3 separate regions of the Mus musculus genome follow, and regions 2 and 3 are each linked to region 1. The links are chromatin contacts, found by Hi-C in ENCODE. All regions are on one chromosome and are shown on one strand. The core of a region is the stretch at or near the end of the contact, and the rest is flanking DNA. Distances in the headings are between cores, read along the strand shown.

What was found. A loop is a pair of places that touch in the nucleus more often than their neighbours do.
Region 2: a map of T-helper 2 cell shows a loop between it and region 1 (5-fold over the local background). The contact joins the promoter of Cherp here to the promoter of Nwd1 in region 1. A Hi-C loop is called at or near these places in 2 of 37 maps with a recorded cell type or tissue (T-helper 17 cell and T-helper 2 cell).
Region 3: a loop to region 1 is called in a map of regulatory T cell, with 4 times the contacts of the local background. The contact joins the enhancer-like site here to the promoter of Nwd1 in region 1. A Hi-C loop is called at or near these places in 5 of 37 maps with a recorded cell type or tissue (T-helper 1 cell, T-helper 17 cell, T-helper 2 cell and 1 more).

Annotation. Positions count from the first base shown.
Region 1 is chr8:72,645,387-72,648,036 of GRCm38, reverse strand. Nwd1 (NACHT and WD repeat domain containing 1) reads right to left here and starts at 1,326. Exons shown (of 19, transcript NM_176940.5): 1 at 1,028-1,326.
Region 2 is chr8:72,473,897-72,476,546 of GRCm38, reverse strand. Cherp (calcium homeostasis endoplasmic reticulum protein) reads left to right here and starts at 1,314. Exons shown (of 18, transcript NM_138585.3): 1 at 1,314-1,489; 2 at 1,762-1,935. The coding sequence starts at 1,465.
Region 3 is chr8:72,498,406-72,501,055 of GRCm38, reverse strand. The region is part of intron 1 of Med26 (mediator complex subunit 26); the gene reads left to right. Among named protein-coding and RNA genes, the nearest start is that of Slc35e1, 7.1 kb to the right of the region's middle. Within about 2 kb of position 1,300, at least 1 of the 3 ENCODE cell types and tissues checked has a DNase peak (open chromatin) inside an H3K27ac peak, as active enhancers do.

The sequences.
Region 1 (2,650 bases), core at 77-2,576:
ATAAAGTCAAAGGTTAAAAAGCAGAACAGAACAAAACAAAACTACAGGGCTAGCAAGATGGATCAAAAGGCAAAGGAGCTTGCAGCCAAGCCTCATGAGTTGAGCTGGTCCCTGGACCAATATGGTGCTGTCCACACACAGGCTGTGTCACACTCATACATGCAAGACTGCATCATATTCAGCATGTGGACAGGCACCTTTGACAATCACTTCCAAATTCATATTTAGAGGAGGCTCAAAACATTTTGGTCTTGATCTTCACCCCAAAATCCCGGGTTGTTATGCCCTCTGACCTTGGCTTACTCAATTTCTTCATGACACTGAACCACTCTGTGAGAAGGGGTGAGGGGGAGAGTGTAACCTGACCTATTGGCCCCTAGCTGTAACCACTAAAGATAGAAATCACCACCTCCCATTGCCACCAAAGTCCACAACCAAAAATCTCTTCAGATGTCAATGTCTCCCTGGGGATAGGATCCCCTTGGTAAAGGTCCCCTGGCCTAAACTGGACACAGTGGCACACACCTGTAAACACATGGGGTGCTTGCCTAGCATGGGAATCAGAAGGTGGAGGCAGGAGGATCAGGAGTTCAAAGTCATCCTTATTTATATACGTGGTGAGTTCAAGGCCAGTATGGATTTCATGAGACAACCCCATAGACACCAAGTAGGTAGGGATGGGGCACCATTCAGGCTATGTATGCCTGAGAAGCTGTTGTTGCACACTAGCCTGGGTCAGCAGAGCAAATGGAGACCAGCCTGGATTATAGGAGATCCTGCCTCAAAAAAAGGCAGAAGATGTGAGGAGGGGGAGGAGAAGAAAAAGGAGGAAGAGGAGGAAGAGGCGGAAGAAGGGAAGGTGGAGGGGGGGCTGTCTGTACTTTATCTCGGTCCTTTGCACATGCTAAACTAAATCTTTCCCATTCTCATTTCAGTGTAAATGCTACCTCTTCTGAAGGTCCTTGATTCGATGTGTCCTTTCAACCACTCCCCGTGGGGCCCACCCCGTATTCTGTGCCATACTCACCCTCAGCTCCCAAGGCTCTCCATGTTCAGTGTCTGCTCCCTGGGAAGTGTGGGACCCACAGGTGCATAAATCCTAAAACCATGCGTCAGCATGCCCAGCACACAGTAGGGGCTCACTGACAAATCTTGAGCTCAGTGAGTGCTTGGGCAGCTGCCCATCATTTTGGCTCCTGTATGTTAACTGCAAACACCTCAGCAAGAATGAGGCATCTTCAAGGGCCCTTTTGCAGCGTCTACTCCAGGCTCTCTCCAAGATGCCCGCTTCCCTCTTGCTGCCATGGAGGGCGTCATTTGGAAGTCTCTAGGAGAAGCGGGTGAAAGAAGGAAGTTCCTGGGCCCAGAGCCACAGCGGAAACAAGGCTCTGCCTCTCTTGGTAACTTTTGTCTTAGGTACTTTCTATTCACCCAGCTGAGTTCTCCCAGCAAGTGGGATAAAAGAAAGGAACTGGCTGTGTTGCAGCCCAGGCTGGGCACCCGGCCAGACCCGGCGGTTAACTGTTGTGTGCCAGGCTTGACAGTTCACAGCAGCCAAGCTGTCAGTGGGGGTGGTGCATGATGCAGTCTGGTCCACATCTGCTGCTGACTGTCATGCCATCCCGGGGTCACAGGAAATGTGCTTCAGCGCTGGATTCAGGTCAGAGGTTAAAAGCGATTGTTGCTCTTCCTGACTACCTGTGTTCTGTACTGAGCTACCTTGGATGTACCTCCAATCCATCAGTGAGGGAACTCAAGGCAGGAACTGAAGCAGAGGCCATAGAGGGTGCTGCGTACTGGCTTGTTCCCCATGTCTTGCTCAGCCTGCTTCCTTAGACATCCAAGGATCACCTGCCCAGGGGCACCACCCATAGTGAGCTGGGACCTCCCACATCAATCACTAAGAAAATACAGCTGTCTAATTTGACTTAAGACCCACTCAACAGGAAGGAGATTAAACTGGTACTGGAAACCTAGCCAGGTTCTCAGAGTTAGTAAGGTCAGGGATCTTAGAAAAGAATCTACTACCACCACTTTGCTAAATTAGCATAGTCTCTGACTTCGTTCTACCTTAGACCCACAGATAAGTGCAGCTACCACCCCTCATCACTAAGCCTCTTTACAGCAAATAGAGCCCATCACAGCAAGCCACCACTGGCTGGACAATTCAGAGATCAGGAGGTGGTGGGAACCAGCCCCAGTAGATACATCCAGTCACAGCTCTTGCATCTGTGACTCGGGGAACATCTACAAAGAGGCAAGAGGAAGATTAGAACAGAAGAGCCAGAATAGCAGAAAGTCTGCTGTGAAACGGTCTCCCAAGAAATGGCTCCATAAACAAGACAAGAACAAGGTCAAGGTCAATAGACATGTTCATCTGGAAGTGAGAAAACTCGCCCCTCTCCTAGACAAAGAACTACAGGCAACTAAAGACAGCTACAAGAGGGAAAGCTAGCCTCTCCCAGGGATAAGGACCCTCACTGCTTGTCCAATGCAGTGTGATCAACTCTGAAACCATCCACACACAAACAATAGAAACAGGCTCAGCATGTTGTAGTCATATATGTGATCTGGTCACACACATATGTATGTAACAATACTAACCACGGCTGGAGAGATGGCTCTGCAGTTAAAAGCACTGACTCCTCGT
Region 2 (2,650 bases), core at 65-2,564, 170 kb after region 1:
CCACACAGAGTCCCTACAAGGTCACAATAGTCTTTGGGGATTGCAGGCCTGTGCTGCTGTTGTCTGGTTTTTACACTGAATTCTTGGACCTGAACTCAGGTGGTCCTGCTCCCATGACAAGCACATCACCATTGAGCTATCTCTGCAGCTCCAAGAGTAGGACATTATAAAGGGGCTTCACAGCAGGCAAGACAGGAGTTACAGGAAGGGCATAGGGATCAGGATACCTGCTAGGCTCAACTTCCTCCTTCCTCCTCATATAATCGTGGTGTGGTGCTTCCAGCAGTAAGAATATCCAATTAGGAAAAGTCGGAGACCCTGGCATAACAGGCTCAAAGGATCACTAAGGGCTTAGTGGCCAGCACAAACTCAGAAAGTAAATCATGCCAGTGCTGTAGATCCTGTGCCTGCTTCCAGCTTCTTTAGGCCCTGAAGTCACGTACACAAACCCACCTGACACATAATTAAACCTTTGTTTTCGAGACAGGGTTTCTCTGTATAGTCCTGGCTATCCTGAAACTCTTTGTAGACCAAATTGGTTTTGAACTTGAGATCTGTCTGCCACTGCCTCCCAAGTGTTGAGACTAAAGGCGTGCGCTACCATGCCCGGCAAAATATAAATCTTTTTTTCTTTCTAAAGGTCGATGGTATATCTCAGTGATTGCCTAACATGCAGCCAGTCCTGTCTTCCATCCCCAGTATCCTGTAACCCTGGTGTGGTGGTGGCACACGCCTGTCATCTCAGTACTTAAGAGCTAAGAGGAGGATCGGGAGTGCAAGATTATCTAAGGCTGTGTGGGGAGTTAGAGATCAGCTTGGGCTCTATGAGACCTAATATTCAAAAACCAGGAGTAAGTAATAATATAAATAAACAGAAGGGATGGGGTGTTGACGCAGCTTCCGCTTCTCCTTCCATAGAACGTCTATAGTCGCTTCAGAAGAGATGTCTTTGCTCCACGTCGGTCTGATGTGATGTTGTGGAGCCCCAATGCTCAAAATTCTTACCCAGAAGGAGCATATCGGAACAGGAGCCGAGTGAGGTGTGATTCGCCAAAACCATCACCTGCCGATCCCGCCTTCTGGATGGCGTAAAAGGATGTGAAAGACGCAGAGGCCTGGGAGTGCACGCGTTCGCAAGAACGCAGCAGAAACCCAGAGTACCGCCGGCGCAGCTTCTCACGCTCCAGCGCGTCGGGGAACAGCGGCCGGGCCGCCGCATGCGCAAAGAGGCTCACGCGCATGCGTCTCACTAGGCCATCCTTCTCTGGAGTCCTCACGCAGTCCCTTCCCGCCCTCCTCCGGTCTTCACTTCCGGTGTTTCCCAGCGACAGCCGTAAATGGCGCGCGAAGCGGCCCGCGAGGCCGTCGTAAACGTCGCCCTTCGCGCCACTTCCGGCCGGCTTCTGTGGCCGGTGCTGGTAAGCGATCGTGAGGCGGCGGAGGACGTTGCCAGTGGCTGCAGCCATGGAGATGCCGATGCCGCCAGATGGTGAGGCCGGTCCCTGAGCTGAGGTCGTTGGGTTCTTCTCGTGTGCCCCCGCCGGCCAGCCGTGCCTCCTCGCGTTGCCGGGCCAGTGACGGAGCGCGCTGCGGCCTCGCCGCTCCTCCCTCGGCCTCTCCGTGGTTCCCCGCATTCCTGGCGCGCGCTTGGCCCTAGTCAGGACCCGTACACCACCGCCTTGCAGTGGCCCGCCCCAGAGGACCCCGGCCTGGTCCCCGGGTCAGGCTGCCCCCACTGACGCCTTTTCCTCTGTTTTGCAGATCAGGAGCTTCGAAATGTCATCGATAAGCTCGCTCAGTTTGTGGCTCGCAACGGACCCGAGTTCGAGAAAATGACGATGGAGAAGCAGAAGGACAACCCTAAGTTCTCGTTTCTGTTTGGAGGCGAGTTCTACAGTTACTACAAGTGCAAGCTGGCACTGGAGCAGCAACAGCGTGAGTTCCCCTCAGGCCCTCAGCCGCCTCGGGGTTCAATGCGGGCCCCGCCGCAGCCAATTTCTTTAGAGTTGCAAGTTTCCTCTGCAGAGCAGAGCAGCCGTTCTTCTGTCCTACCCGGAGCCCTGTACCAAGATAGACTGCTGGATCTGTGTGTCATAAGGAGAGACTATCATATATTCTCTATCCAGGCTTTTGGGTCGGGAGTGGTCCCTGGGTGGTCTTTGCAGAGGCAATTGCGGATCTGCAGGAAGGTGGGAACTGTGCAAACTGTGCAGCCTTTCTGCAGGCTGAGACCATAGCTTTCTGCATTTCAGGTGCATAGATCAAAAAGCTTTCCCTTTAGTTTTTGCAACGTTTTTCTTTTCCTTTTTTTTTTTTTTTTTTTTTTGCTTTCGAGATAGGGTTTCTCTGTGTAGTCCTGACTGTTCTAGAGCTAGTTTTGTAAACTAGATTTAAACATCAAGAAAAATATGATTAAAAATAATAGAAATAATAAAAAGTTTAGAGCCAGGGATGATGGGACCACCGCTTTAATCTCAACACTTAGAAGGCAAAGGCAGGTCGATCTCTGTGAGTTTGTGGCCAACTGATTGTACAAGTTCCAGTACAGGCAAGACTACATAGACTGCCTAAAAAAAAAAAAAAAAAAAAACAAAAGAAAAAGGAAAATGAGTGAAGAAGCACAGCTGGTCTTTAAGGGCCTCACACCATA
Region 3 (2,650 bases), core at 51-2,550, 150 kb after region 1:
GGCAACCAGGAAGAAGAGTGATGAAGGACAAAGGAGATGTCTCCTTAGATGCCCTAAGGCATGCACCCATTGGCCTGACTTTGTCCTCTACACTCTTCCTCTATCATGAATATTCATGTTCCATCTGGACCTGTGGTGGTTCCTTGACACACCTTTGTGTGGCTCCCACAGAGATGCCACCTGCTTCCTTAGTGCCTCTGCTGGCCACTGCTAATAAGCCTCTCCATTGGAGCCACTGTACACAGGCAGGCACTACAACACTAGATGTCCAGCAATGCAAATGAATGGGTAGAGCCTGTCACTGATGGAGAAGGGAGGGGAGGCAAGCTTGGCCATACTGCTTGTTAAGGTAATACAGATAGATCTGTGTCTATTCAGGCAGCACTATGTACAAGTGTATGGCTCAAGGCCTGGTGCCGGAGCTCTCCTGATGGGAAAACCATTTGGCAGGGTGCTTGGGAATATTTGGGCACTGGGAATGAGTCCCAAAGAGAGAAAAGAACCAGGCTATTTTTGACAGCAGCAGGTTGTAAATGGCCCTCAGGCCTGCAACTAGGACTTTGAGCTACAGACCTGCCCTGAAGCTGTCTTCAGGGCAGAGCACTTAAGGCAGAGCACTGCCAAGAGCTCCCCAGGCAGTCAGAACAGCATTCAGGAGATGAGTGGGTAGGTATTGACATGCAGGTAAGAGGAACAACCAAGAAAAGACAGGGTGTCTGTTATGATGGTGGCAGTGGATTAGCCTTAACAGCTTTGTCCTAGTGGTAGAGCACCTGAGCCTACCTGCCAGCCCATATCACTTCTTCTAGCTCTTCCTTGCTTTTTTTTTTTTTTTTACCTAGGCAGGTAGGTTCACCTTAACTCACTCACTGCTCTGATGGTTGATCTACTTACACTGGCTCCAGTGTGTGGCTCCAGCAGTGTGGACCTTGTAAGTGTGGCAGGCAGTTCCTTAGGTGAATGACCTACAGCTGCAGGAGAACACGGAGGATATGGCATTTCCCTCAGGGCCTCCTGGAAGCCCACACTGATAAAGTGGCCCCTTAGTCAAGGCCCTTAGACCTTGATCCATATAACCCCAGAAGGCACTATGGCTGGTCTGTGCACAGCTTAGCATTTGTGTGTGTGTGTGTTTTCCTATGCACCAACCCAATATCTGGTTCCCCTAGGTGTTCTGTCCCCTCTTCCTGTCTGGGAGCAGAATGGTTTCTGTCCTAGGACAAGGACACTCTGTGCTGCCAGGCCATTGGGGCTTGGGCAAATTCCTTTCATCAAGGACTGCTGGGTCAGGAGTATGTGGGGACCCAGGGCTCTAAATATACCAGAGTGAGGTCACTAGATGGAGATGAAGCCATGGAGCTCAGGAGCCCAGTGGCACCAAGATCCCAGGCCAGGGAACACTTGATTTATCTTCTCTTAGGAATGATCTCCTCATTGCACACTCTTTGCATGGAATCCCTGCCCATCCCATTTCAGAGGTGAGTACGACAGCCATGTCTCTAGGTAGGCCACCCATCCATGGGGCAGCAGGACCAATGTTGTAATCTGGATGTGTTTACAGCCCCAGCCCCAGAGGAAATATCACATGTGGAAGGCCTTGTTCCCAAGGAAGGGCCTGCCTTGTTGACAGAGGGATGGCTTAGTGAAAGCTGTGCGACAGTACAAGGGCTGCTGACTGCTCTCTTCTCAGTACAGCTTCTCTCCCAGGAGGCAGAGCCCTGAAGCAAGAGAGACATGGTGACTGCCTTCCGCTGGAAATGGACAGACTAGAAAAGCTGGGGGATACCCATGGCCTATAGGCTATCTACCTCCTAGTCTGGAAACCAACCTAGGCCTGGTACCTTACCTGACAAGACATGGCTAAGGTGCGGACAGGAACAATTCTGGGCTATACATGATCAGGATTCTGGGGCTGGTATTGAAGGTAGGTAGAGGGCTGGGAACACAGGGACATGATGTACTCCTGAAGCTAGGAGCAGCATTTTAGGTGACAGCCAGTAAGAAAATTGGGACCTGGACTTGAATTCTGTTGGTATCTCTCTGAGTATGGATCATCCCCAAGAACCTCCAGTAAGGAGGCAGCTCTCTGGCCCTAGGCTATGGGTAGGTGAGACAATCAAAACATGAAGGGATTCAGCCAACATAGATCAGGGCAGCAGCAGGAAACCTGAAGGTCGATCTTCTGGTCACTAGGTTGCTTGTGGTATGTCACATGGAACAACCTCCTGGGGGCTACTAGCTGACACCTCCTCCCAAGTGCTGGAGCTGGGCGGTTCCTCATGAACAGTCGGTAGGGTTGCAGACTATTTTTCCATGTTACCCAGTGTGGCAGGTGATATCATCATACCCTTTCGACATGTGGCACAAAGATAGAGAGGACTTAGGGCTATGGACAATCAGCTTTGTTGGTATTCTGTCTAAACTCCACCCCCACAGTTCCTGACTGCTTGTCAACCTAGAACCTGCAGTGCCATGTTACTCTGCCCTGTGCTCTGAACTCCTCAGGAACATCTATCATCCCACAACTGCAGATCCTCTCCTGCAACCATTTTAGAGCTTACTTTCAACTTCCATGTTTCTGTCTGGGGTTCATTGAAGTAGTTTCCCATGTACATGTGTATGGAATACATGTGTGCACATGCATAAAGGG